Linked DNA regions of Mus musculus: region 1 is linked to region 2. The links are chromatin loops, found by intact Hi-C in ENCODE. Cell type or tissue: heart. All regions are shown on one strand. Links, peaks and the distances in the headings refer to the core of each region. The heading gives the core; the rest is flanking DNA. Region 1 holds the start of Phka1 (phosphorylase kinase alpha 1). Region 2 holds the start of Hdac8 (histone deacetylase 8).

Region 1 (15,092 bases), core at 1-2,500, 140 kb after region 2:
TTCTATTTCCATGCACTATCTTAAGAATAAGGAAAGAGCTGGCTGAAAGCTTACAAGTCCAAAACACAGGTATTATTAAAATAAAGGCATTATTAGGGGTATTATCAAATGTAGTACTAAGGATGCCACTAAGTGCATTTTAAAAGAAAAATAAATATAAAAGTTAAATTCAACTAGCAACGAAAAGTCTGAAGTAAAGGAGTAGGAAAGAAATCTAGAAATATATACAGCCAGGTGCAGTGCCTTATAGCCTATAATTCTCCAGACTGACGCTCCTTCGAGGCCAGCTACATAGTGAGTTTCAGGCCATCGTGGGCTACAAAGACAGACTTGGTTTCAAAAACCAACAACTCCAAAGAGCACATATAAACCAGGTGCAGTGGCGCATACCTGTTACCCCAGCAATGGGGAGATGAAGCTCGAGGATGGGGAGTTTGAGGTCAGCATGGGCTACAAGGTAAAATCCTCTCAACAAAGGAAGAAATAAAACAACAACGGCTTAGGAAACAAACAAAAAAACCCACTGGCTTGTGGTCTGTTGTCCAAACTGTGAAGGCTATGGCAGGAAAATCCCAAGTTCAAGGCCAGCCTGAGCCACTGTGCAAAACTGTTTAAAAGTATGTACAAAGTGCCTTGACCTTCACAGTAGTCTAAGGTCTCTTAGGATGCTCTATGTTCTCATACATCTTTGGGGAAGTGGAGTGGAAGTAGATGGCCCAAACCTGGGGTGAGGGCAATAAAAAAGTGTTATTTCTTGAAACTCTGTCCCTGGAATCCTGCCATAGTTGGGAGGGTGGGGAGTTGGGGGAAGGGGTGGCATTCTGTCTGAGCTCAGAAACCATCACTCTGGAATCACTGCAGAGGGGTCGAGGGTGGGGGATTGTGATTCTCCATGCCACACTTTGATTTTACTCCAAGTTCAACATGCAACTTTCCTTCGGGATCCTTTAAGGTCTCTCCAGAGACAAATGCGTTCAGGGTTCACCCAGAGTCAGTGTCCGGAGCTCACACTTCACCCTTACCTACACTTACCTGATGGCACAGGATGGTCTGATGCACCAGCCGAGCATAGCCGTCCAGGCGGACTCCCGAGTTACTGCGGCTCCTCATGGTGCCACGTCCCTAATCCCCCACTGCACACACGGGAAGCTCGGACGCCAGGCCTACGGAAACCTTCTAAACGCTCCCTTGCTCGTGTGGCCAATGGTTCCCGCGCGTCACCTGGTTCCGGCGGCCTCAGAGTCCACTTCAGGCCGCGGCTCAGCCTCCCGCGGTCTAGGCTTCGGCCGGCAAAGACCCCGTCTCCACTCAGTCTCCCGTGGTCCCCGGGTGGCGCACCGGCATCCTCCGCTTGACTGAAGGAGACCGGGGCGGCCCTGAGACTGAAGGCCGGCGACAGCAGCGGGTCAGCGCCCCGGGTGCCGCCTCCCTTGGCGAGCGTGCGGGGGCGGGGCGTGGGTCCTGCAGCTGCGCGCTACGCCCACGGGCCAGTAGCCCGCCACCCTCCGCCCAGAATGTGTCGCCCGAGGCGCTGTGCTCTCCCCGCCCCCCCGGGGGAGTTATTTTCGAAACACTACAAGTGACTATTTTAATTTTGCACGGTTGTGCGCACAGGCTGTTGCTCTTACTTCTGAAGGACTAGTTTTAGGAACCCTCAGGAACTCTTCAAAACTGAGAGACTGGGACTGAACGATTCCATTTCCGGATCTTCAGGAGCAAAAAGTCGGATTAAGCGCCACACTCTGAAACCAACCAACCAACCAACCAACCAAATAAACACACAAACAAAAACCCCCAGCTCCCTAAGGAGTTCTTTAGCTCCTCCTTAAAGATGCGCGAATCCGCAGCGGTTAGGGAGCTTTGAGGAAGCAAGTGTCAGGCAGGCTGAGAGCAGAATAGGGAGCCAAGCAGTGGCTGAGGGTGCTCTTGATGGGACAGCTGACAGTGGGAGTTATCTGCTTTGGAAAGCTTCCTCGTAAAGTATAGGTGACTAGGCCCAAAGAACAAACATTCAGCTGAAATTAAAGTGACTGAGGAGGGCTGGGGAAGAAGGCTGCCGAGGATACAGTGAGGAGCTTGAGGAATCTGCCTCTGGCAGGCGGTCCCCAAAGGGCTTATGCTTCCGAGCTCTACTGTCCCAACCCCTAACCTTTACTCATAGCCCTCCCAAACTTCTTCTGGGCTCAGCAGGAGTACCACCTGCTTTCTGATTTGCCGGGTAAGAGAATAAGACTGTCTCTTGACCTTTCAAGTTCTAAATCTAAGCCTTCCTTGGCCACCTCACTCTGCCCACAGTGATTTTGCATTTTCGTTCTATTTTTTTTTTCCTCTCCTAAGTTTCTTCTCTTCTTACAAGCTGCCTCTGCGCCACTGCCACCTTTGTCTCTGCTGCAGCTTCTTCCTCAGGCAGTATAGCGTATAGTCAGGCACCTTGGAAGGTGACTAGTGAATATCTGATAATGGTGATGAAAGGTGAGTGCTCAAGTGCTCAGGTTGAACAGCCAGTCAATGATGCAGTTCAACACAGTGGCACGGACTTCTCCAGCAAATAGTTTCCCATTGCAGTCACAACCTACGCAAATGCGATGGCTGGCCAGTACAGCACTTCATGTCCTTAGTACACTGGGAAAGGGAGTTCGGTTTGGAGAGAACACCCTCCTGCCTATGCCCCTAACTCCCTGATATCTTGCCCTCACTCAGACTATAGGCTCAGAAACCTTTTTCTCTACCCTGGTCCCCTTCAAGTGTCTGTCGTCTAGTTTTTCTTCACCTTGATATTTAAGCACATTTTCAAACATTAAAGTAGTATATGATCATTAAAGAAAAATTGCAAAATACAAAAAGGTGAAATAAAATATTGAAATCATAATTCCCCACACCACTATCTTCTTTCTACTCTTTATATTCCTTATGCATAGACCTCCCTTCACCTCATGATAGCATGACTGGATTAGGAATGGCAGAGGTGTGGCATCACTAAGAATGATAGCTAGCTGGCTATCAGCAGACCCTGTTGGCTGGCATTGCCCTGGTGCTTTTATCCTTGGTCCAATTTAGACTTTCAGTCTTGTAGTCTTAGAAACTTGATCTGCTCAGTGTCCCAGAACCAGTAAGACCCAGGAGGCTGACTCATGCTGACTACCTCACAAGAGCTTGGTGCATGAAAACCAGGATGCTGTTTGATATTGAGAAACAAAACTGTAACAGCTTATGTTAACCCGAACACTACATTTTCTCCCTTTAATAAGTTGGAATTTTTATTATATACCTTATATAATGGCCCTGTTAAGTAGATAAACTTCTGATTAATATATATTAGTTGTACAAAATAGGGGGTTTCATTGAAATGTATTAATAATTAAACCTATCTTAGAGGTGGAGAAATGAAGACACATAAAAATTAACTAGTTGGAAGTGTGATCTTCCATGTTGGTTTCGTTGACTCCTTTTATATATGTTTCCAGGTCTCACAGGCACTTATTTTTTAGATATATCTAATTATAAATCAAATTATAGTTGTCAGTCTGAAGTCATTGCTTCTTTTTAAAATCATCAACATGTAAAAGTTGTACATATTTATGGGATACTGTGTGATGTTTTTGATGCATGTCCATGTTGTATAGTGTTCAAAATAATATGAAAGTTAACTCTTCCTAAGAGTTTCAATATTACAAATAAAGTTAAATCCAGTTCTCTCTGTTTAATATCTTCTACCATAGTCTTCTTTGTTCCCCTTCTGAAAGTAGCCACCATTATTGGATTGATTTGTATCCTTTCAAGTTGATTCTTAATATATTTATTTGGAAATATGCATATAAAATGTACTATTGCTTTGTTTGTATTTTTAAAATTTTGCTATTTCTTTATTTTGTGTGTTTGTATTTGTACACATGCATCTGTACATGTGCATCTTGTGTGTGTGTGTGTGTGTAAGAGAGAGATGAAAGAGAGACAGAGAGAGAGAGAGAGAGAGAGAGAGAGAGAGAGAGAGAAGAGAGAGAAAAAAATAAACCAGAGGTTGAAGGTGGCTGTCCTTTTCTTTCACTTGCCACCTTATGTATTGAGAGGAGCTTTCTCACTGAAGCTAGAACTCACTATTTTAGGTTTCTAGCAAGTATCCACCTGTTTCCTTCCCCCTAGTGCTAGGGTTACAGTTGAACACAGCCACATCAAGCTTATACATAGGTTCAGGGGGTCTGAATATCTGAGCCATCTCCCAGAACTCCTTTTTTCTTCCCTTTTCTTTTAATTGTTTGTTTGTTTGTTTGAGTCAGAGTCTCTTTACATTCTTGAATAGCCTGGAGCTCACTATGTAGACCAGGCTGGTCTGGAACTCGCCAAGTAGACCAGGATAATTCAAACTTACACAATACTTAAAGTCTTAGCTAGAGAATTAAGACAACTGCAGGAGATCAAAGGGATACGAATAGGAAAAGAAGTCAAAGTATCTTTATTTGTAGATGATATGATAGTATACATAGTTACCCTAAAAATTCCACTAGGAAACACCTACAGCTCATAAATACTTCCCACAAAGTAGTCAGATATAAAATTAAATCAGAAAAATTAGTATTCCTATTATATACAAATGACAAATGAACCAAGAAAGAAACCAGGGAAACAATATACTTCACAATAGCCTCAAATGATATAAACTATTTGGGGTAACTCTATCAAACAAGTAAAAGTCTTGTAAACTTAAAAACTTTAAGACATTGAAGGAGAAATTAGAGAAGATATCAGAAGATGGAAATGTTGTGGATGGACCTGGTGCTGTTTGTATTTTGATGCTAATTCCACTCTCCTGGGAAGGGTTGCAGACAAGGAGCATACTCAGGAGACTTCTTGTGAACCAATCCCCTAATGAATAAAGGAGCCAATCACTGGGAGAGTAGGAGGGACTTCCTGGTTGGTCGGAGGAAGAGAGGAAGCAGGAGAGAATTAGGTCCTTTTGGACAGGGATAGCGTGAGGACAAGATGTAGCTATGAGTGTCTCCCAGTTTCAGTGATAGATCTGTCAGGATTTGCCACCAAAGGGTTTAGATTTAATAAGGCTTACAAGATTAGAATTTTAGTTGCTGCACCCAGCGATTGAGTTACTGTCATTTTTGTTGTTGTTTGTTTGTTTGTTTTTGTTTTTTGTTTTTGTTTTTTTTTGAGACAGGGTTTCTCTGTATAACCCTGGCTGTCCTGGAACTCACTCTGTAGATCAGGCTGGCCTCAAACTCAGAAATCCACCTGCCTCTGCCTCCCGAGTGCTGTGATTAAAGGTGTGTACCACCATGCCTGGCTGTTACTGTCATTTCTGAACTAAGTTTGTGTTGTGTTTTCCTTCACACAGCAGTTCAACTGGGTTCAAGAGAGAAAGGTACAGAGGCAAAGTGTGGGTTTGCCAGCTATGCATCACAAAGGCCAGGGGGATTTGAACCATGGGGCTGGCATGGTAGTGACCCACCAATGAGAACTTAGTGAGGTGGGTGGAGATGTTTCAGGAGCTCATATATATATATATATATATATATATATATATATATATATATGAATGACTTACAGGCTTCAGGCCAACTAATCAAAAAATAGGCAGCTATAAATGTGAAGTTCAAGAAACTAGTAGTTGCTCAGAACCATGAGGCTGGGTGTTTCAGCTGGTCTTCTATTATAAGCTGGAATCCTGAAGAAGTAGGCTCCAACAGATGTTCTGGCAAGTAAGTGCAGCAAGCAGAGAAGAGTGAGCCTTTCTTCTTCCAGTGTCCTTATGCAGGCCTCTTGCAGAAGATTTGGCCCAGATTAAAGGTGTGCTTCAAGATCTTGGTTAAAAGCACATGTGTCATTTGCAAAACACATGAAACTCAAGAAGAACGAAGACCAAAGTGGGTATACTTTGCCCCTTCTTAGAGTTGGGAACAAAACACCCATGGAAGGAGTTACAGAGACAAAGTTTGGAGCTGAGATGAAAGGATGGACCATCTAGAGACTGCCACACCCGGGGATCCATCACATAATCAGCCTCCAAACGCTGACACCATTGCATACACCAGCAAGATTTTGCTGAAAGGACCCTGATATAGCTGTCTCTTGTGAGACTATGCAGGGGCCTAACAAACACAGAAGTGGATGCTCACAGTCAGCTATTGGATGGAACACAGAACCCCCAATGGAGGAGCTAGAGAAAGTACCCAAGGAGCTAAAGGGGTCTGCAATTCTATAGGTGAAACAACAATATGAACTAACCAGTACCCCAGGAGCTCGTGTCTCTAGCTGCGTATGTAGCAGAAGATGGCCTAGTCGGCCATCACTGGGAAGAGAGGCCCCTTGGTCTTGCAAACTTTATATGCCTCAGTAAAGGGTAACGCCAGGGACAAGAAGTGGGAGTGGGTGTATAGGGGAGTTGGGGGGGAGGGTATGGGGGACTTTTGGTATAGCATTTGAAATGTAAGTGAAGAAAATACCTAATAAACAACAACCACAACAACAAACACATGTGTCTTCCAGCCTCAAAATCTGAGTCACAGGTTTGCCCTCAATTTCTGGATTGTACTTTATTCCAGATATAGCCGCCAAGTTAGCAATTGGGAATAGCCATCACACCATCATTTGAACAAAGTGGCAGCCTATAGAATGGTAAAAGATTTTTACCAACTCCACATCTGACAGAGGACTAATATCCAAAATATACTTTAAAAAATAAAGTAAAATAAAAATAACTAAAAACCCTAGACATCAATAAAACAAATAACCTATTTAAAAAATAGGGTACAGGTCTAAACAGAGAATTCCCAAAACAAGAAACTCAAATGACAGAGTGATACTTAAAGAAATGGTCAATACCCTTAGACATAAGGGAAATTCAAATCAAAACTACTTTAAGATTTCATCTTACTCCCAGAATGTCAAAGATCAATATAACAAATGACAGTTTATGCTACCAAGGATGTGGAATGAGAGGAATATTCATTCATTGCTGGTGAAAGTACAAACTTGTACAGCCACTATGGAAATCACTGTGTTGTTTCCTCTGAAAGATGGGATTTGAACTACCTCAAGATCCACCTATACCACCACAAACATTTGATCAAACATGTTCATTGTGGCTCTATTCAAATTAACCAGAAATTAGAAACAGCCTAGATGTCTGTTGGGGTCCAGGAGTTGCTCCACAAACCACACGTACACCAATCTCAGTCACACGGGGATAGGTTATCGAGCATTCTCTCCTGGACCGCAGACTATAATCAGGAGCTGACTGTGACTGACTATGAGCCAGAATCCTACAGGGCTTTTAAGCCTGAAATCCACAAACATCTGTGCCAAGTTATTTCACCAATCAGGATTTAGGGATAGAAGACTTTAGGAACATGTCTTTGTTGTATACGTATCCTGTTCCCACTAGTTGAGAGTTTCAACTGTGGCAGGGGACTTACCTTGCCTAACATTCATATCTTAACTTGCCAACCACGATTTCATATATACAACTCTTTCTGCCAAGTAAGATGTTAATTCCCAGGGAGTTCTTCAGAACTTAAAACTTTTCTCAACCTCTAGTCAAAATGGAAATTTTACTTCAGATGGCTTCTTACATTGGTACAGATATTTTCTTATGTTGAGGTCCATCCCAGGGTCAGTTTATAAAGGCAAAAACCATAAAAGCTCATACACAGGTGCAGGAAGTGCTGTTGGGTGGTTGGTTTGGGTCCAAGCTTATTGTAGCTACCTATACAGAGCAGTTCTAACTGACCTGTATAACAGAATATGCAACCAACGTGGGCATAAGAAAATTTCCTAGTAATTGCACAGGAGAAAGTTTTCTTATAACATTAGTAACAGCATAAGATGGCTGGCTAGACAGGCAGGCATTACCCAGGCCTTAACAATGTCCCACAACAAAAGAATGGATAAAGAAAAATGTGGAATATTTACAAAATTGAATATTATTTCAGCCTTTAAAAGAAATAAAATTATGAAGTTCACAGGTAAATGGACAGAACTAGAAAATAATATCCTGAGTGAGGTAACCTAGTCCCAGAATAACAAATATGGTATGTTATTGCTTATATGTGGATATTAGCTGTCAAGTCAATGATAACCAAATACTGTCTGTATAGAACCACAGAAGTTAGGTGTAGAGTAAGGGACTAGAGATGACAAATCTGTCTAAGAAAGTGAAATAACTATAAATGGATGGGGGATGAAATAGGAAGATCAAGTGGGGAGGGGAGAGAAAAATTAGGGAGTGAAGACGGGTAGAGACCACTAAAATTAAGGGACATTGGAAGGGTAGTATGGAAACCTATTACAGTAGAAGCTTCCTAAAATACAAACACATATGAAAGTGATCTAAATAAAATCACCAAATAATGGGGGAGACCAAACCATCTTTTGCCACCACAAGAAGCTTCAAGTGCCAGAATTGGGGTAAATCTATGGGAAACTCCTGCTAATTAAGGTGGAAGTCTACCACTGACGGGATAACATTTTGAACTTGGTGTATAATGGAGGACTACTTTCATTGGCAGGGCTTCTCTTCTCTGACCTTGTCTGGGGAGTTCAAAAATCCCACACATCTCTATCTGCAGAATGTCACATAGCCTTGGTTAAGATTACATGTTCAACTTACTTTCTCCTCAAAAGAACCTGTTGGGCTAGCACCTGAAATTCCTGAAATCCTTCTGTATGCATTTGAGTATCATAAGCCTTCAACCAATCCTGAATATTCTGTCCATCCTGAATATTCTGATCCCCCATCCCCAAATTATATAAGCCTTGAATCACCCCCAGAAAAGTTATTCTTCCTGGTCCAGGTGTCACTTTTCTTATGTACTCACTGGACTTCTGACCACCATCCCTCCTCCATCCATTGTCTCTGTTCCCTTTGCCCTTGTGGGCTAATTATGATTCTGAAGAGATCAAAATAGCAGGACAAACTCCATCTTGCTCTCCAAACTCCATTTTAAGTTACTTGTCCACAGAGTGACATGGCCCCCACCCTTGGGCCCCTAGAGAAAGAGACCACAAAGTGTTTTCAGCAGTTGAAAATAGACATACCAGCTGTGGTCAGCTTACACTAACAGGATAATCTGGTCACAATAATAGGATGAGTTAAGAAAACATGAGTTGTTCCTAGGTCAAGATGCCCCTTTTAGATGTGTGGTCTCTCCTTGTTTGAACATATGTTATGCACCAATCAGTTTAAAGGCCAACATTCCTTTACCCACATACCCAATCATGTAATACCAAGGCTTGGAAGTCCCTGCTTCCAATTTTTTCCCTATATAAACCCTAAGTCCCTAGACATGGGTGTAACTTTCCTAACTTGTTGCATCAGGAAGGTTTGTGACTCAAGACCAAACTTGAATAAAGACTGTCATGTGCTTGCATCAGAGTTGTGGTCCCTGGTGGTCTCTTGATTGAGGCATAACAATCCCTGGGGACAGGGAGGATCACATACATCTAATTGAGTTGCTGGCCAATGGGGTGTCCCATTGTAATCTTCAAACAATCCAGGCTGCTACCAAGTCTACAGGTTGCTTTCCACAAGCTGTCAGCAAGGCCCTATTGCTGAATACAACATCTACACAAATTACTGACTATGGAGAAGTTGAGCCAGTACAGTGTGTACATGTACTATGGTCTGTGTTCTAGAGTTTTTGGTAGAGGAAGGTTCTCTGCACACTTCCAAAAGAAAAATGTAAACACCAACCCAATAAACCTTTTGATTGGCAATGGTGTCTTGTATTAGCCAGGGCTTTCTAGAGTCACAGAACTATGGAATGAATGTGTGTGTGTGTGTGTGTGTGTGTGTGTGTGTGTGTGTGTGTATGAAGGGAATTTATTGGAATGATTTACAGGCTGCATTCCAACTAACCCAACAATGGGCAGCTGTGAATGGAAAGTCCAAGAAACTACTAGTTGCTCAGTCCCATGAAGCTGAGTGTTTCAACCGGTCTTCTGTATAAGCAGGAATCCTGTATAAGTAGGCTCCAACAGATAAGCTGGCAAAGTAAGTACAAACAGGCAAAGAAGGAATAAACCCTTCCTTCTTCCATGGTCCTTATATAGGCCTCCAGAAGAAGGCATGGCCCAGATTAAAGGCATGCCTCAAGATCTGAATTAAAGGTGTGTGTTGATCCAGATTAAAAGTGTGAGTCATTCCCACGTCAAGATCTGGGTCACAGGTGTGTTCTCAATTTCTGGACTGTAGTTCATTCCAGATACAGTCAACTTGGCAACTGAGAATAGCCACCACAGCAATGGTGGCACAAATATTATGAGAGTAATCAATAATAACTTTGGGTGTCCAAGAACATGGGACTAGATAGCTCCAGGGGTTAGGGTAAGACCAAGTACTACTACTGTTCTAAAAAAAGGAGCAATGCAATGACTCCTAGTGACATTCTGTTGTACTCATAGATTAGTGCCTTACTCAGCCATCAACAGAGAAGCTTCCTCCTGCAACAGATAGGAACAAATGCAAAGACCCACAGCCAAACATAATGCAGAGAGTGAGATGTTAGAACACCTAGTCCTAAACAGGATGTCTACAGCAGATCATTCCCCTCAGGTCTCAGGGAACCCTACATAAGAGAAGGCAGAAAGTGTTAAGAGCCAGAGTAGATGGAGGACATAAAAGAAAATCAAGGCCTTCTAAATGAACGTAATCAAAGGACATATGAATTTGCAGACTGAGGCAGCATGTAAGGGCCCTCATGGGTCTGCACCAGGTCCTCTGTGTATATATATATCATGGTTTCCAGTTAACTGTTCTGATGGCATTCCTGATTGTGTGAATGGGTTAGTCTCTATTTCTTGTGCCTTCTCTTGGGCTCTTTTCTTCTATTTGTTTCTTCGGTTCAATTCTTTGTTTTATCTTATTGTATTTTATTTTATCATTATCCTTTAGAAGACTGCTTTCTAATGAGAGACAGACAAGGAGAAGATCTGGATGGTACAGGAAATGAGGACTGGGATGAATAGAAGAAGGGGAAACAGTAATCAGGATATATTACATGAGGCAAAAATCTATTTTCAATAAAAGAAAAAATAGAAAAATAAATGATAAGTCATATTAATATCAAAGTGTTGGCTTAAAATAAATTTCTCAGGGGATGGAGAGATGGCTCAGTGGCTATGAGCACTGGTTGCTCTTCTAGATGTTCTGAGTTCAATTCCCAGCAATCAACTGGCTCACATGGTGGCTCACAATGGGATCCATGGGATCGGATGCCCTCTCCTGGTGTGTCCGAGGATAGCTACAGTGTACTCATATACATAAAATCTTTTTAAAATTCCGTATCATTTATTATCAGTAAATAAAAAAGAACTGATTGTAGTGGGACACACTGGTAGGATTTGCTTAAGGAGGAGGAGGTAGGGGGTTCATCACGCATTTGAGGCCAGCCTGGGCTACACATTGCTAAGAAGTGGCAGAGGCAGGTGGATCTCTAAGTTTGAGGTCAACCTGGTACACAGAGCAAGTTCCAGGACAGCCATGGCTTCACAGAGAAAACCTTGCCTTTAAAAACAAAACAAAAAATAACACCAAATTTAAAAAAAATGGGCAGGTTTTCTGGGAGATGGCTCACAGCATGCATTGTTCTTACAGTGGGCCTGGGTTTCGTTCTAAGCACTCACATTCTTAAACTGAGATGTTTTACAAACATCTTTAACTCCAGCTTCAGGGGATTAGATACCCTCTTCTGACCTCCTTGGACACCACAAATGCATGTGGTACACATACATACATTCAGGCAAAATACCAAAAAAAAAAAAAAAAAAAAAGGGTAATAATACCCTGAAAGCTGAAAGAGGATTCCTGGAGTGGGATGATTCAAGAGAGTGCAGGGGATGGGTCAGCATATTGAGCAAAAAGGATAAAAAAAATTATGTATGAAAATGAAAATGTCATATGAAACTTGTTACTTTGTTTTTATTAAAAATTAACCAAAGATTTTTTTCCTCTGTACTAATTTTAAAAAGATATAGTTGTGGTCCAATTGGCTAGTGTAATAGTTTTTATGATTTTTCTTTTCTATGTATGGTGGGATGGGTGTACACATGTACATGAGTACCAGATGTTCTTCGGGTGCTATACATCTTGATTTCGGAGACAACCCTGGAGCTCTCTGATTAGCATAGACTGGCTGATCTGTGAGCCCCAAGGGATCCACCTGTCTCCATATTCCCTGAGCTGAGATCACAAACCATACTATTGTGCCTGAAATTTAGTTTGATTCTGAGGATCAAACTCAGATCCTCGTGTTTATGGGATGTGATGGTTTGTATATGCTTGGTGCAGGGAGTGGAGGTGTGGCCCTGTTGGGGTAAGTGTGACCATGTTGGAGTAGGTGTGTCACTATGGGTGTCTACTTTAAGACCCTCATTCTAGCTGCCTGGAGGCCAGTCTTTCACTAGCAGCCTTCAGATGAAGATGTAGATCTCTCAGCTCCTCCTGCATCATGCCTGCCTAGATGATAATGGACTGGACCTCTGAACCTGTAAGTCAGCTCCAACTAAATGTCCTTTATAAGAGTTGCCTTGGTCATGGTGTCTGTTCACAGCAGTAAAACCCTAACTAAGACATGGGACAAACACTTCATAAAGTGAGCTTTCTTCCTAGCTTCAGTCCTTTTCTCTTATGATGTTAATTGTAATACAAAGAAAAAGAAAAAGAAATAGACAACACTTTTGTTCTTATAAGTGACAGTTCTCTTCTCTGTCTTTTGTAACCTTTTTTTAAATTAAAAAAGTTATTTAGGCCCACTTCTGTGCCAGGCATTGAACAGGGTACTTGATGAGCATCACCTCTTAATCCTCAGAACATTCCAGGGAGGGTCCCACATTCTGGGCCTTGAGCGAGCTGAAGGAGTGCCCACTGCAGTTTCATGACTTCAAGTCTGTGGACCACCTGAAGGTCTGTCTCCACTACACGGCAGTGCTGGCCCACTCTGAGGACGATAGCATTGGTACTGAGGAGCTGGATACCCTGCAGCTGGAGCTTGAGACCCTGCTGTCTTCTGTAAGCAGGCAACTGCATGTACTGGAAGCTGAAACCCAGATCCTCACTGACTGGCAGGGTAAGAAAGGGGACCGACGATTCCTGAAGCTAGGTCGAGACCATGAACTTGGTGCTCCCTGCAAGCAGGCAACTGGAAGTTGAACCCAGATCCTCACTGACTGGCAGGATAAGAAAGGGGACCGACGATTCATGAAGCTAGGTCGAGACCATGAGCTTGGTACTCCCCCCAACCAAGGGAAACCCAAGAAGCAGAAACTGGAAGGGAAGACAGGACATGGCCAGTCCCTGGCCCAGGACAACCCAAATCCAAAAACGTTCAATCCAAGATCCAGGAATATGAATTTACTGGTGACCCAATCGACGTGCCTTGGATCCCCAAGAATGATGCTCCCAACAGGTTCTGGGCCTCTGTGGAGCCCTATTGTGCCGACATCACCAATGAGGAGGTACGAACACTAGAGGAACTCCTGAAGCCCCCAGAAGATGAAGCTGAACATTATAAGATTCCCCCACTAGGGAAACACTACTCTCAGCGCTGGACCCAAGAGGATCTGCTAGAGCAGAAGGACGGGCTCGGGCAGCAGCTGTGGCTGACAAGAAGAAAGGCCTCAAGGGACCACTGACAGAACTGGACACAAAAGATGTGGATGCTCTGCTGAAGAAGTCTGAGGCCCAGCATGAACAGTCAGAAGACGGGTGTCCCTTCGGTGCCCTGACACAGCACCTGCTGCAGGTCCTAGTGGAGGAAAATATTATTTCCCCTATGGAGGACTCTCCTATTCCTGACATATCTGGGAAAGAGTCAGGGGCAGATGGAGCAAGCACCCCCCAATCCCCGCAATCAGAACAAACCTTTCAGTGTGCCACATACCAAGTCCCTTGAGAGCCGCATCAAGGAGGAGCTGATTGCCCAGGGCCTCCTGGAGTTCGAGGACCGGCCGCGGAGGACTCAGAGGATGAGGTCCTTGCTGAGCTGCACAAACAGCCGTCTGAGCTGAAGGCACTCAGTGCACACAACTGCACCAAGAAACACGACCCGCTGAGGCTGGCAAAGGAGGAGGTGAGCCGGCAGGAGCTAAGGCAGCGGGTCCACATGGCAGACAATGAGGTCATGGATGCCTTCAGAAAGATCATGGCTGCCTGGCAGAAGAAGTGCACCCCTACAAAGAAGGAAAAGGACCAGGCCTGGAAGACACTGAAGGAGCGGGAAAGCATCCTGAAGCTCCTAGATGGGTAGCCTTACCTGCTGCTGGCCATCCCCCTGGCCTAGCAGAAGTCCATGTTCTTTGAAGCTTTGTCCAGAGGCTGCCTATCAAATGACAACAGTCTCAGGGCTGAAACACTTTCAGGCCACTCAGCTGACCTTTGTGCAGCCAGTATGCAAGGCCCTACTGCGCCTGCCTGGACCTAGCATCTGCCTGATACCCCAGATGAGCGGGCTTGTTCCTCATCCCCTTCCCATCTCCATACCTTTCCCTCGGGGACTTCTTCCTTGAGGTTTTGTAAAGTACAAACTTAAGAATAAAGTGAAAAAAAAGGTTATTTAGAAGCATTCAGAATTTCTACAAAACAGCTGAGTTTTTTTTTTCAATTGTAGAGTAGTATTCGGTTAACTGAATGGTATTTATCTTCATATATATGCTGCACCAGAGATAACTGAAGATGAAAAACAAAACAAAACAAAACAAAAACAAAGACCAAAAGAAGGCAAGGTTAGTGGCTATTGAAAATACCATGATGACAGGGCTACCTAAAAACACATTGGGTAGTGTGTTAAGGCACTGTACAGTTTAAAACAAACAAACAAACAAACAAACAAACAAAACCCTATGCAGCCTTACATTTCAGTTCTTTTTTCTTTAAAGGGGGTGAGTAGTGGTTCTTTATAAACAAGAAAAATCTTCTAGAACCAACTTAATCATCTTCATTCTTGTCCTCCTCTTCCCCCTGTTTCTCATCCTTTTAATTCTTATCATCTTCCTCTTCCTTCTTTTTCTTGCTCTTTTCAGCCTTGACCACCCCCTTTTTCACTGCATCATGTTTTCCCTTAGCTCTCTAGGCAGGAATATCCTTTTCTTAC
Region 2 (15,462 bases), core at 7,064-9,563:
AAGACAGCTGCTGTCTTTTACCCAGCTGACTCCCTTCCTTAACAAGTAGTCAGTACTTCTAACACAGCCATTGAGATTCCAGATGTGGACTAAGACCTTGTAGTTTATGTCAGACAGAGTAGGAAGTTACACACACACATACACACACTCCAAAAGGCCTTCTCTAAGCAAAGAGCACCTAAGAACCACTTTTTTCCTTAGAAAGAGAGATATCCATGTTATCACTTTCCCTGGATAGAGTAATGTAAAACTCCTTGATTGTTCTAAAGTTTTCTTCTCTTATGTCTATTCTCATCAAATGCCTACTTACTAAAAAACTCCTTTAGTGGGCCAGAGCGATGGTTCAGTGGTTAAGAGCAGTGACTGCTCTTCCAGAGGTCCTGAGTTCAATTCCCAGCAGCCACATGGTGGCTCACAACCATCTGTAATGGGACATTCGCACCCCTTCTGGTGTGTCTGAAGACAGCTACAGTATATTCACATACATATACCTCTCCCAAGGCTTTCATGACTAACTTCTCCCTACTGCTCTTCTATTTGTCTTGTATAATTATACACATTCCCTTAATATCATAATTTATATTGTCCTCTGGTTATTTCAATTCTGTTCCTGTTTCTAGAGCCACATCCTCAAGACAGGGAATTTTCAAGGAATTGTGTAGACTGTTTAGCTCTATGCTTTACTGATGAAGAAACTGGGGCATTGGGAGGTTTAGCCAAGTTTGCAGGAAACAAAGCATACAACTCAGATACCTTGACTTTCCGTTGAGTGCTTTCCACTATACTAGCTCATCTAGCTTCACTTGCATGTTTTCAGAACACCTTATAAAATGCTACACACACACACACACACACACACACACACACACACACACACACACACACACGGTTCCCTTGAGTGTCAGTACAACAAATGCACAGGTTTATATAACTGAGAGGCTGACTGAGGAAAGGGTCAGAAAGCAGATAGGTTGTTTTCTTACTTCTTTGCATGATGCCACCCTCCAGACCAGTTGATGGCTACTTTACACTTCCCGTCAATCAGGCACTGGGCAGCTGTGATTGTACCTCCTCCTATAGCTGCTGCATAGTCAAATATCCCTTCTGTGGCTGGGCAGTCATAACCTGGGGACAAAAGCAAGGAAGTCTGTTAAAGATGATCTGGAGAAGGCAGAATAGGTTGAGGTATGACAACAGCATGGTCTACTAAGAAGCTTCTGAGTTGACCTCAGCTCCAATAGAGACAGACACGTCTCCAATGACTGACACATCTCCAGTGTTCAGGAGGGAAGACATAGAAAGGATTAAGCCTCCAAGATGAACTTCTCAGATCCCACCAGCAGTCAATCAAGGCCTGAGAGGTGATATATTTTGCCAGTAGTCATATAGACCCAAGCCTTGGACCAGTGTCTTGATTTCCAATCTGGTGTCCTTCTATAAACCCATCTTCCTAATAAATCTGTTAGTGAAAGATAAGGTAGGAAACTTAGCCAGAATATAAATATTTACTTCATGCCATGCATGGTGACACACACCTTTAATCCCAGCGCTTGGAAGATAGACACAGACAAGTTCCAGGCCAGCCAGGGCTACAGTAGTGAGACACTGTTTCAAAAAATAAAACTAAAAAAGACTCAAACCAAATAAATCTATATTTGAAATATATGATTACAGGGAAGCTGGATTTGCATATATACACATATAAACATATACACATATACATATGTATGTGTACACACACACACACACACATATTGCCAGAGTAGACCTAAGTGCTGCCATTAGGACGGCAGCATTGAAAGGATTCTTCCCCACCAGGCTCATCACTTCAGCTGCAGTTAACTTACATAGTGTACAAAATATGAACAAACCACGGGATTAAAATGAACAGTTGGGGCTAGGAATATAGCTAAGGCAGAGTACTTGGCTAGCATATCCAAGGCTGAGTTCCATCCTCAGTAACACATATATAATGTTCACACACACACACACACACACACACACACACACACACACCAGTTAAAGAATTTTTTAATTAAAAAGTATTGGGCTGCAGAGATGACTCAGCAGTTAAGAGCACTGGTTGCTCTTCCAGAGGACCTGGGTTCAATTCTGAGAATCCACATGGCAGCTCACAAGTATCTATCACTTCAGTTCCAAGGGATCTAAGACCTCTGATGACCGCCACTGGCAATGCATGCATGTGGTGCACATACATGCACTCAGGCATACACGGATACACATAAAATATAAAAGAAAGACTAAAAAGAAAGAAAGTATTAAGGTTAGGGAGGTAGCTCAGTCAGTCCAATGCCTGCCACCCAAGTAGGAGTCTACTAAGTCAGTCTACTAAGCCAACACTGGAGGAGTGAAGATGAGTAGAGTCTTAGAAGTCACTGGCCAGCCAACCTAGTCAAAATGGTAAGGTTGAAGTTCAATGAGAGCCTCTGTAACAAAAAATAAGGTGTAGAGTGAGTGAAAAAGACACCCAGTGTTGACATTTAGTTCCATGTGTGTATGAGCAGACACATGCACACTGCCACACCCAAACATACATACATACACACATGCACTATATACATGCATAGGGAGAGACTAACATAAGCAATATAACTACAGCGGGGGCTGGGGGGGATGACTATTGATCTTCCACTGTTGCCTGAGAAGACCTTACCTAGTCCATATTCTATGGAGTCTGGATGGTCCTCATCACCTTCTTGGCTGACTTTCTGGAGATGTTGCAGATAGGCATCAGTGTGGAAGGTGGCCATCTCCTCCATGGAGGCCACTTTGGGCTTCACTATCCTAAAAATAATAGAGCGAACATAGAACCATGAGTCAGACCCAGAGTACGCAAGGTGCTGGAAACAGCAGTCAACCGTGTGAATGGAGAAGACAACTCGCAACTTCTGGTTCCCGTGAACTGAAGTCATTAACACACACTGCACTGTTTAGCCTTCACTTCTTCCATCTATGATACTGATCCCACCAAGGAGAGGCAAGAGGCCAGATCTTTCCTTTGAGTTTTTAGGTAAAGGAACATAGTTGAAAAGAATTGTATTTAACTAAAACAGATAATCATGGATCAAGGTCTCTGGTTTAGCCACACAGAACTCACTAACCCAGGGCCAGCAAGATGGCTCAGTGGGTAAAAGCCCCTGCCACTAAGCCTGACAACCTGACTTTAGTCCCTGGAACCCAGATTGTGGAGGAGACGACTGACTGCCCTCTGATCTCCACATGTGCTCTACGGCCCACACATCCCCCTAGATAGATAGATAGATAGATAAAGAAAAAATAACATTTTGAAAGAATTCTGGGGCTGGAGAGATGGCTCAGGGTTTAAGAACAGTTGCTACTCTTGCAGAAGACTGAGGTTTGTTTCCCAGCACCCACATGGTGACTGACAACCATGCATAACTCCATTTGCAGATATGACCTCCTCATCAGACCTGGCTAAGTACCAGGCACACACCTGCAGGCAAATACTCATACACAGAAAATGCATGCATACACACATGCAGGCAAAACACTCATATATACAAAATATGCAAATATAAAACTCTATTTTTTAAAAGACTAAAATATAAACTTGACTCTGTGAGTCACATCTCGTGTGACAAACTGACAAAGCTATTTACATTTAAATCTACTGCTACTTGGACTGAGTAATCCTTTTGGTCAGATGTTTAGCGCTAAACCTTGTATCCCTATCCCTGTGGATCTTTCTTTTAACAGGCAGCGTGGCTATCAAACAGTCAGAATTTGGAGCCAGAGAACTGGATTCCTTTTCTAACTCTAGACTTCCTACTTCTATAACTTCAGGTAAGTTAACTTTTCTTTTTTCTTTTTCTTTTTTTAAAAGATTTTATTTATTTTATGTATGTGAGTACACTGTAGCTGTACAGATGATTGTGAAAATTGAAAGTAGGGCCTCTGCTGCCTCTCCTCACTCGGGCCCAAAGATTTATTTATTTATTTATTTATTTATTTAATGTATATAAGTACACTGTAGCAGCCTTCAGACACACCAGAAGAGGGCGTCAGATCTCATTACAGATGGTTGTGAGCCACCATGTAGTTTCTGGGATTTAAACTCAGGACCTCCAAAAGAGCAGTCGGTATTTTTACCCACTGAGCCATCTCTGTAGCCCCAAGTTGATTTTTCTATACCTCAGCTTTCTCACTTATAAAATGAGTCAACTTAGTGACCTTATGTACAGATGGAATGATAACATATAACAAACTTCTTGGACAATGATCATCAGTACTAGTGTAAAAAGGAGGGAAATTGGACTGGGGGTGTAGCGCAGTCATACAAAATCTACATGTACAAGGCGCTATGGTTGATTCTCACCCACCCCCAAATATATAATATATAAGGATAACATGTTAGCTATGGAAGCAATTATCTGTACTCATAGTACAGGAGGATGATGAGTGTGAGGCCAGCCTGGGCTACATTTCAAGTTCTAGATCAAACTGACTTCAGTAAGTCCCTGTCTCAAAGAAAAAGAGAAGTCAAATATAAAAAGGTTTTATTTATTGAGCAGGGTACTATGCATGGGAGTTTGCAAGTCTGTACACGCACAGAGGCCAGAGAAGGATGCCACACGTCCTGCTCTGTAACTCTCATGCACATTCACTTGAGACAAAGAGTCTCTCATTGAACCTGAACCTGGAGTTAGACTGGCGATCAGCAAGCCCCACCAATTATTCAGTCTCTTGTCTACCCCTGCCAAGACATTGAGCTTACAGGTACGTGTGACGAAACCCAGCCTTTCCCGTAGATTCTGGGGAACCTGGGTCGTAGTGCTTGTACAACAAATGTTCTTACTTTTTCTATGCTATCTCCCCAGAGTCTGCTAATATAAAAAGTTTCTATTAGTCGGTCTCTTACAGTTATCTCCCAGAGGAAGGAAAGACGGAGGAAAAGCCTGGACCCTCTCAATCAGCTCCTCACAATAAAGGACAAACGGAACAAGAATAAAGGAAGTGAGTTTCATGGACTTTCTTGCTTCTCCCTGCTGATTTCCCATTTCTTCTTCTAGATTCTGCTGCAGGAATGTTCTCTAACCCTTGCCACCAAGCAGCGTGGCATTTCTTCCTTAGAAAGCCAGAGCCCAAGTCTCACCCTAAGCCTAGTAAACCAGTTTGTATTCTACCAAGAACATATATGTTAACAAGATGATTGCCCATTCAAATAGAAGGGGCACTGCTCTAGCCACAGAACGGCGCCATGTATGTTTTCTGAATGGAAGTACAACTATGAGTTTACTGCGAATTAGTCCAGGTAGGATATTTAGGCAACTAGTATAACCAAGGTGTTTGAAATCCTGTGGGTCAACCTCAAAAGTTAAATATGTAGACAAAATCAAGGATTCTTGTTTTTTCTTCAAGTACACATTTATATCACGAGAGATGAACAAACTGTCCACTAAAATAAAATTTTAGGGCCAGCAAGATGGCTCAGGGGCAGTCACTGAAAAACTAAATTCACTCCTCAGGCTCCGCACGGTAGAAAGAGAGAGGCAGCCGCTGCCGGTTCTTTCCCAGCCTCCACCTGTGTACTGGGGCGCTTGACCAACCCCTCAGGCCCCCGAGCCCCATCAAAAGAAATAAATGCAATGTAATAAAGTGTTTAAAATAAAAACATCAAGGAGCCTAGTACAAAGGCTCACACCTTTAATCCCAGCACTCGGGAGGCAGAGGAATCTCGGTGAATTCAAAGCTAGCCTGGTCTCACCTAGTGAGTCCTAGGGCTGCCTAGGTAGGCTATGTAGAGAAACATTGTCTCAATTTTGTACACAAGCTTTTGTTTTATGTATCCCAGGTTTTGTTTTGTTTTGTTTTGTTGCTTTTGGTTTTTTGAGACAAGGTTTCTCTGTGTAGCCCTGGCTGTCCTGGAACATTGTAGACCAGGCTGAACCCAGGCTGAACCCAGAAATCTGCCTGCCTCTGCCTCCCAAATGCTGGGATTAAAGGCATGCGCCACCACGCCCTGCCATCCCAGCCTTTTCTAATTGTTGCCTTGTAGCACCTTCCCATCTGTTTCACTCACCCTAAAAGGAAAGACTACTGACTACTCAGCAGCGAGCTAATGACTTTGCTTTGACATCTTGTTTGCAATAAAATATTTGTAAGTGTTAATTTTGTGTGTGGGAGCCTAGACCTCCTATATGTTAGGCAAGTGTTCTACACATTGAACACTATCTTAAACCCCTTTAAAAATTGTATTTTGAGACAGGGTGTGGCTAAGTTACCCAGCTGGCTTTGAAGTTGTGATGTTCCTGTCTCAGCCTTCCAAAGGCCTAGAATTAACGGCCTGTACCACCAGGCTCAGAAAAGTGTTAAAATACTTTTAAGGAAAGACAAGTAGTTATTTTGATGACCATAGGAATTAAGCATAGGGAGGAAAACATTCCTAGAAGGGTATGGTGCTGCAAACCTGCTGATCCTGCACCTGGGAGGCAAGGCAGGTGGTTCTTGGTAAATTCAAGGCCAGCCTGGTTGATGTTAACAGTTCTTGGCTAGCCAGAACTACACAGTGAGACTCTGTCTCAAAACAACAACACATTCCAAAAGAATGTACACACTAAAAATGACTTAATACTAAGAATAAAATATGAAAACCTATTATATTACTTTCTGTGAAGAAAATGCAGCATTAGGTGATCTAGCCAGTCACGTAGTTGGTCAGTAATGAGAAAACCTGATTTGACATGTGCCAGGTCCATAATACTTTCATTTATGACATTAAATATAGAATTGGCAATCAACAGAAAGCTTGTTTTTGGCTTGTTTTTGAGAAGGATGTAGCTAGCTTTACTTGTGTGGTCAACAGAGACCAGGTTAAAGTTTGGTGGTGATGGGGGTGGGGTAGCAGATCTAAGTCTCAAATTGAACCCACATCCCCAAATCTAGCTTTAGAAAACAAACAAAATCCAGACCAAATATAAAACAAAACATTTTCCAGCTTAACACCTCCTCACATGTCTAGAAGCAAAGTCTCTTTTCTAAGGGATCTTAACCCCTTCGTGTGCCTTTCCCAACTGTTCTCAAGCTTTCCCGGCGGTACAAGCATCTAACAAAGACTATGAACACCCCACTCCCACACAAGCTTTTTTTTTTTTTTTTTTTTGAACGCAGCATTTCTCGCTGGTTAGTCCCACTGGGAGGAGACAAGGTGTTAAGGCTATGAACACGCCTGCCCTCAGAAATGATCATGTTCAGAAAGGTCAACGCACTTACCTCATTTGTTTATGCAGGGCATAGGCTTCGATCAGAGAGTGGACCATACTGGCCTGAAACAGCATCAAAGAAAGGCAGAGCAGTCTCCTTAAGGTTCAATGTACTGAAATGCCATTAACAACAACAGCCTGCGCGGAGAACTAACTACTTTCTCTCTTCTCCCTTCTGTCACTTTAACAGAATACACTTAAGACAAACACAGAGTCTCAAAATCGCCAAGATTCGAAGCTCCCCAGCTTTACTAACGCAAGTGATGGAATACTCTCTCCTAACAGTTTGTGGTCCAGGACCCCCTATTGGTAACTCCGCTCACCTCTGCGCCAATCCTTCCCCTCCCCCGCCCCCCGCCCCCACTCGAGCGTTGGATGCCCCACTGCGCTCTCTGAAGGTAATGAACCACTTCCTTCTGCTCGGCTTGGCGTGCCTGGCACTGCTAGTTACATTTTTGCTGAAGGTATCCTTCAGTCCAGTTTTCTCGTTTCCTAATGTACTCCCTTTCACACCCTCCCACCCCCATCCCCGCAAACCGTGGTCTTTGATCCAGACCTCTCTTACCCGTTTGGGGACCTTCACAAGGGAGTCGCAGATGCTGACATACTCGGGACTGTAAATATAAACCGGGGGTAGTGAATGCCCACTGTTGGCGGGTTCCTCTGGCATCTCCATCTCCCACTTCCAACCGTCCGCGAGCCAAAGTCTGGAGCCAACAGTTTTCAGACTCAGCCTGAGCTCCAGTTCCTGCTCCTCTGTTCAGCCCCAGCGGTGCTCCCTTGTCAACATTCCCTCCTATTTAGATCGCCGGAGACAGTTTCCCTGGTCCCTCGTCCAACTACAGGGATGGATGGGCCCTTCCAGACCAGATGCCTTCTACTGATGACCACAGTTCAAAAAAGGTGCCTGACAGATATAAAAACCAAATAACTGCCAATTGGGATCAATTTTTTCATGGCACAAGTAGCACGGTCAAAAGTAACCAGCCTTGTTGCCCTACGGGGCCATTTGAAATGAGGTCAGACCAGCTCCAAAGCATGCTGGGAGATGTAGTTTTAAAGGAGTATGGTAACAGAAAGAAACACAGCTAAACACTAAAAAAACGTGGTTTCAAGTTTTGGCGCTAAGAGTCTGAACTCTTTTAAGTTTTCAAACTGCAAATATCATTTAAATATTTAAATAGAGGTAAACTATACATTCAATAGCAGGCAAGACCACCACCCAGCTACATTAGCTAATGGTGCTAAGGCTGAGGATTGTTTGAAATGTTTACAGAGTAAATTTCGTGCTGCAACTTTAGTTCGCTACTTTTCATCACTGTCTGAAAGAGATTAACAGCCTCTCCAATAATCCACTCTGACAAACCCGATGTCACCTTCCTAAAACTGAGACAGGGACTGTGGAGCTTTCATGTGATGAAAAGCAAGGGTTCTCTCCCAAGTAGTGGGAAAACACACCTCCCCCATCCCCCAACACACAGCCACTTTTTCTTTCATTTGCTTCTGAAGCTAAACAACGGTTAGGGCAAATGTTTTAGGTTTGGTGTACAGGGTGTTAGTGTGTCCCCAGGCAGTGTTATTTCCACCAGAAGTTTGGGGGTTCTGGATGCCTACAAGATCTGAGCCTAGCTGGTCAATTCCCAGACTCCCAGCACTCAGACCATCCTCAACTGACACACTGAGGCCTCCGAGACAGGCCCAGATTTGTACTTTCTTTAAAAGACAAGCTTGCTTTAAACTTTTGTTTCGTGATAAGCACTTTGGATATTATCTTAATCCTTTCAACAGTTCTATGACGCAAGCTGTAACATGTCCACTTTGCAGATGTACTTTGGAGGGTAAAAACTATTCTCGGTCACACACTGAGGTAGGAAAACAATCCAAAATTAGCTCTACCTAACACCCAAAACCTAAATACTCCTTTTACTATGTGAATTTGATGCTTCCAGGTTGACTTTCTGCTATACCTGTGGTCAATATTCGATTTAGTATCCCAATACTTAATATTCTTGCAATCTTGAGGTATGTACGTGTGTGTGTGTGTGTGTGTGTGTGTGTGTGTGTGTGTGAGAGAGAGAGAGAGAGAGAGAGAGATATGCATTTGTTCTCCAATTAGAATGGAACAAGTTATGCTTCATTTGTATTTGTCTATAGAACTAGTTCAAAGCACTGTAATCATTCAGTTACCCAAGCACTTCTATGAACTGAGTGCACTATTAAGCACTTCTATGAACTAAGTGTACACTTTAGCTTTGGATTCAAAGATACACTGCACTCTCAGGGAATCTGCATTATAATAGATAAGATAAGGCTACTTCATTTGAAACCATATTAATAACAGAGCCAGATAATGAATGGAGGGCACTTAGCTTACTTAATAGGCATAAAGTACTTAACAATAAATGGTTAAGTAGGATTCTTACTAGCATTTCAGAATATCTTATGAGATGCACAATACTGTGCTTGGTGAGGATGAGAGGGCATGCTGACTGGAAGGAGCAGCTTAGATTTAAAAAAAATACAAAGAACTGTGACAGACAAGATTTCTCAGTAGGTAAAGGTACTTGCTGCTAAGCTTGATGACCTGAATTCAATCTCTGGATTCCACATGGTGGAAAGTGAAAAAATACCTCCTGCAAGTTGTCCTCTGCCTTCCATATGCATGCTCCGTTGCATAGGAGCACCCCCAACACACACAATTAATAACATAGAAACAATCTCAATACAAAGAAGAAAGCTGGAGTTGGTGGCATGTGCCAGCAATCCAAGTATTCAAGAAACAAAGGCAGAAGAGTCACAAGTTTGAGACCAGCCTAGGCCAGCCAGTGCTACTAGTAAAACCCTGTCCCTACATCAAAATAAATAAATCCATGAACAATTTAAAAAAACCCTACTCTATTTTAGTGGAACAGGAAAGTTCATGAAAGGCTTCAATACTAGGCTAATGAAAACATATTTCATCCTTTTCGAAATGGGAATGCGTTTTTGTAGTGCTGGAATTGCAACCCGGGCCCGTGTCTGCCAGGCAAGTGAACTAGACCCAAATTCCTTATAATGTTCAGTAAAATATTCTAGAGCAGCTGTGTGTGTATGAAAATTAGTAACTTGAAAGACTGGAGCAGTGCATGCCACAACGGTCTAGTTATGGAGTGATCAGTGAGTCAAATTAGGCTGCCAGTCTGGGAAGAAAAGGAAACCACAGAGTACAGGGGAAGCTCAGAGGACCGCCTTGCTGCTGGGATAATGGGGAGAGTAAAGGAGATGAAAGTGAGCTGTTGGAAACCTTGGGAAGTTTTCAATCTGGGAGAAGAGAAGGCTACCGGTCCCAGTATAAGAAAGTAGGGTCTTAGTTCAGAGAGAGTGTGTGCTTAATCTGTGCAGTACCGAAAGAAACAAGGCAGTGTGGAGGAAGAACTTAGAGGGCAGTGTAGGGAGAATATTGCTTTCTTTAAAAACCCAGTTATGTTATGGGTTTTTTTGTTGTTGTTGTTTTAATCCCAGGTGTGTGATATAGGGCTGCTTCCGATTGTCCACAGCTGCTAGCTATGATTGTCTTGTGCTCTAGGAGTCTCACACAGACACACACACACACACACACACACACACACACACACACACACACACACACACACACACTTTTCCATACTAAAAAATAGTAAAGATGAAGTTATAAGTGGTTAAGATAGCCAGGGTACTATGGGTGAAATTGGTGACTATAGCTTATAACTTCTGGATATAACTTTCATGTTTTCAAAACTAAATTTCTGATTTCCCCATCCAAGTCCTTTCTAGTCTTTTCTCCATTTTTACACCTGTCCCTGTTGGACAAGCCAGAAACCTAAGGGCTTTCTGCGTCTCTTTCTGCACTTTCACCTGCAGATTCAACCGACCAGCAACTTCTCAGTCCTGTCTCCATTCCTCAGACAAGCCTCAAATGAACCTGCATTCCCCCCACACCCGCCCCAGTTAGCAAAGCTACTACTCCAGTATCTGGCCTTTCCTTCTACTAGTTGGTGTGTATGTACCATTGCGTTTTGTCAGGAGCCATCTAGGATAGGCTAAAAGAATGCAGGTCATTTTCCTGGAGATGACCCACTGCGTTTGCATGGCTGCAATGGGTAAATTCTGAATTGCAGGGCCTTCAGAAATCTCATCTTAGCTTTGATTATTATTGCTGATGTGTGTTTCCTGTCATTATTACATATTCTAATGATTCTTGAGCATTAGCCTACCCTATTGGGTAGCTTTTCTGCAGATCAATGAAAATGTACTCTCTTGTGGTGATGCTATGTAGAAAAATTGATAATTTCATAATTCCTAATAATGATTTTATAGAATTCCTAAATGTATACGAGTAATTTTGAGCCCTAATTAGTATAAAAGCCGCAGTTAGAGTTCTGTAAACCTTCATGTGTCATGGACTAATTGCACTAGGATAGAAAGCAGGCTTCTTCTTACTGACAAGGACAAGACTTCTTTCATTCGGCAATAAAAAGGAAAAGGTTTTTCTTTCACCAGTAGAGAGATGAGGCTTTTTTTTTTCTTTCAGCAATAAAGAGGACAAGGGTTTTTCTTACTTAGGCTTTTTTTTTTCTTTCTTACTTTCAACAATAAAAAGGTAGAAGCTTTTTTTTTTCTCTGAGCAATAAAGGTTAAAGCTTATTTTTCATCCAAAATGAGTGAGATTTTTCTGTGCTGGCACTTACTCAGTGGAACTTGTTCGTGGGACCTTTTGCTCCATCCATCAAAAAATACATACATGTACATGTCTCTCAACACCATCTCTGGTCTCAACTTTCTTAAATATCTATCTAGCTGGCTTTTCTTTCTGCTCTTTGGTGTGAGTGTGTATGTGTGTGCGTGCACGCAGAACTGTTGGGTAGCTGTTTCTTCCAAGATTCAAACACTCCCCCTCCTGCAGGGAAGTTCCTTAAGACAGAAAATAAACAACTTAAAATAGCTTAGGAAGTCTCTGAAACTGACCAGATTCCTTAGGCCAGCTCTCTCCTAAGTGTTTACTCAGCAGTAAACACTGCTGAGTCCCTCGCCAAGTTTCTTGGAAGAAGCAGAGATCAGCCCAACTGCCTGGAAGAATCCAAGACCAGCTGAGCCACCTGAAAAGGACACTCTCCAACTTGTTGAGCTGTCTATAAGCTATACAGCGTGCTCCAGATTTCTAGGCTTTGTGAGCTGTTATCCATGTTGGCATGGGCTTTGGTGATGTGGCTTTGAGTCATTGGTGCCCCTATAAATAACCTCAATAAAACTCAGTGGCTCACAAAGTTTGACTTTGGTGGTATCTGTATGTTGGCCCTTTGTGGGCTCCCTATCTGTCATGAGTAGACTGTTTATTGTGTCTTCCCAGGAAAAGTCTGTCACACAACAAAAGTGCATGCGTATTTCTGGAAGCATAACTTCTCAGGTGCCATTCTCCTTGTTTTTGGTGACATGGTATCTCACTGGCCTGGAACTGGCTGAGTAGGCTATGCTGGTTGGCTAGCGAGCCCCAAGGATCTGCACCCACATCCCCAGCACTGGAATTATATGAGTGTCACCATGCCCAGCTTTTAAAATGTGGGTCTGGGGCTGAATTTAGGTATAACAGTCAGTACTTTACCAACTGAGCTATCATCCCAGACCTTTCCTGTTCTTTTTTTATTGGATATTTTCTTTATTTACATTACAAATGTTATCCCCTTTCCTGGTCTCCCCTATTCCCAGAAGCCCCCTACTCCATCCCCCTCCCTCTGCTTCTATGAGGGTGCTCCCCCACCCAACCTCTCCTGCCTTCCTGCCCTAGCATTTCCCTACACTGGGGCATCAAACCCCCACAGTTCCAAGGGCTACTTCTCCCACTGATGTCCAACAAGGCCATCCTCTGCCACCTATGTGGGGTACCTCCATGCGTACTCTTTGGTTGGTGGTCCAGTCCCCGGGAGCACTGAGGGGCATTTGGCCGGTTGACACTGTTGCTCCCCCCACGGGGCTGCACGCTCCCTCAGCCCCTTCAGCTCTTTCTCTAACTCCTCCATGGGGACCCCACCCTCAGTCCAATGGTTGGCTGTGAGCATCTGCATTGGTATTGGTAAGGATCTGGCAGAGCCTCTCAGGAGACAGCTATATCAGGCTTCTATCAGCAAGTACTTCCCGGCATCTGTAATAGTGTCTGGGATTGGCAACTGTATATGGGATGGATCCCCCAGGTGGGGCAGTCTCTGGATGGCCTTTCCTTCAGTCTCTGCTCCACACTTTGTCTCTGTATTTCCTCCCTTGAGTATTTTCCCCCTTCTGAGAAGCATTGAAGCATCCACATTTTGGTATTCCTTCTTCTTGAGCTTCATATGGTCTGTGAATTGTATCTTGGGTATTCCAAACTTTGGGCTAATATCCACTTATCAGTGAGTACATACCATGTTTGTTCCTTTATGACTGAGTCACTTCACTCAGGATGATATTCTCAAGTTCAATTCATTTGCCTGTGAATTTCATGAAGTCATTGTTTTTAATCGCTAAGTAATATTCCATTGTGTAAATGCACCACATTTTCTGTATCCATTCCTCTGTTGAGGGGCATCTGGGTTCTTTCCAGCTTCTGACTATTATAAATAAGGCTGCTAGAAACATAGTGGAACATGTGTCCTTATTACATGGTGGAACATCTTCTGTGTATATGCCCAGGAGTTGTATAGCTGGGTCCTTAGAAACAGTGATCACGGGAGCAATCAATCATGGGATGTTGTTTATTGTCTTGCTTGTTCCTCATTGTACTACTCACCCTTAATACTTACATGTAATTAAAATGGTATAAAAGCGGATTGGGAAAATTAAATTTGCCTTCAGTCTCAGAATTGACTGGGGTCATGCTGCAGTTTTTGTCTAATTGCCTTTTTTTTTTAATCCTCACTCCTATGCTGGAGAACCTGTTGACTGACTGAGCAGGCTTGGTCAGGTTACTATACACATTATGCATATTGCAAAATCAGCCAAAGATCCTTTCACAGTAAGAAACTTTATGCTGGGACAAACAGGCAATAGGAGAGATGATGACCCTAAACAATTACATGAGTGGCTTTCTCTTTTCATTGCCAAAGGTTGGAATCTTCGAAGTCAGAATGGACAGGACAGTTTCTTTGGCGGGTCTCCCTTTGCTGGCAGAGGCAGGAAAAGGAAAAGGAAAAAGAAAATATAAAGATAGCATTTTACCATTGGCTACCTTTGCTCAGTTCACATCCTCTTCACTGATGCTTCAGCATTCTGAGCCTTGTCTTCCCATCATCTCCTTACATATCTTTCTTGAAGAATACAATACTTATGAATGGGAACTCTAAAGTCAGTACAGGAGTTCAAATCCCAGGACAGTGACTTATTAGCTAATTTACCTTGGGCAGTTTGTTTCAGCCGTCACTGCCTATGTTCTCTCACCTATAGTAAGATGGGGGTATCAGCACTACCTATCTCCAACGTTGACTGCAAAGGTAAGATGACCTATGCACTTGGCAAGAACAAACATAGCATTTATTTTTAAAGACTTATGTCAAACATCTTTAATATGTCCACAAAGTTTTACCTGTTATCTAAATCCCATTCACTGATGTCAAGTACTTCTAGTGCTTTCAGAACAGGTTTTTGGCTTTGAGGTATAGCCTTAAAAGAAATCAGACTCCTACTAGATACAAAGTGATCCTATCATCGACCCTAGAATACTTGTGAGACTGACAAAAAGTGATATTAAAAGTGATGCCAGGTAAAGAAGTATAAATAAGGACTCTAGTGACCAAACCAAGATTGGCAGTTATTTCAATTGGTCAAAAAATAAAGACTAAGGGGCAGAGAGATGGCTTGGTGAGTAAAGTGCTTGCTATGTGAGCATGAGCACCCAGGGAAGAAGCTATGTGAGCATGAGGACCCAGGGAAGAAGCTATGTGAGCATGAGCACCCAGGGAAGAAGCTATGTGAGCAGGAGGACCCAGGGAAGAAGCTATGTGAGCATGAGGACCCAGGGAAGAAGCTATGTGAGCATGAGCACCCAGGGAAGAAGCTATGTGAGCAGGAGCACCCAGGGAAGAAGCTATGTGAGCAGGAGGACCCAGGGAAGAAGCTATGTAAGCATGAGCACCCAGGGAAGAAGCTATGTGAGCATGAGGACCCAGGGAAGAAGCTATGTGAGCATGAGCACCCAGGGAAGAAGCTATGTGAGCAGGAGGACCCAGGGAAGAAGCTA

The links. Peaks named below come from ENCODE experiments on the same cell type or tissue, not always from the same donor. Only the 100,000 strongest peaks of a DNase experiment are listed, where the experiment ranks them.
Region 1: a loop joins it to region 2, with 2.4 times the contacts of the local background. A loop is called at or near these places in 10 of 42 quality-filtered maps.

The regions. Positions count from the first base shown.
Region 1 is chrX:102,642,815-102,657,906 of GRCm38, forward strand. Phka1 (phosphorylase kinase alpha 1) reads right to left here and starts at 1,432. Exons shown (of 33, transcript NM_008832.2): 1 at 1,033-1,432. The coding sequence starts at 1,110. It also overlaps the pseudogene Gm9109 and the pseudogene Gm14840. In heart, for the core only: a CTCF peak has its summit at 1,493; DNase peaks (open chromatin) are centred at 1,457 and 1,837; H3K4me3 peaks cover 1,803 bases; H3K27ac peaks cover 1,413 bases; H3K27me3 peaks cover 1,256 bases.
Region 2 is chrX:102,497,148-102,512,609 of GRCm38, forward strand. Hdac8 (histone deacetylase 8) reads right to left here and starts at 8,011. Exons shown (of 11, transcript NM_027382.4): 1 at 7,807-8,011; 2 at 7,252-7,304; 3 at 2,675-2,805; 4 at 984-1,125. The coding sequence starts at 7,917. Gm32262 (a long non-coding RNA gene) reads left to right here. Exons shown (of 14, transcript XR_003953070.1): 12 at 3,739-3,825; 13 at 4,554-4,995; 14 at 7,432-8,179. In heart, for the core only: no CTCF peak of the experiment used is centred there; a DNase peak (open chromatin) is centred at 8,004; H3K4me3 peaks cover 1,501 bases; H3K27ac peaks cover 564 bases.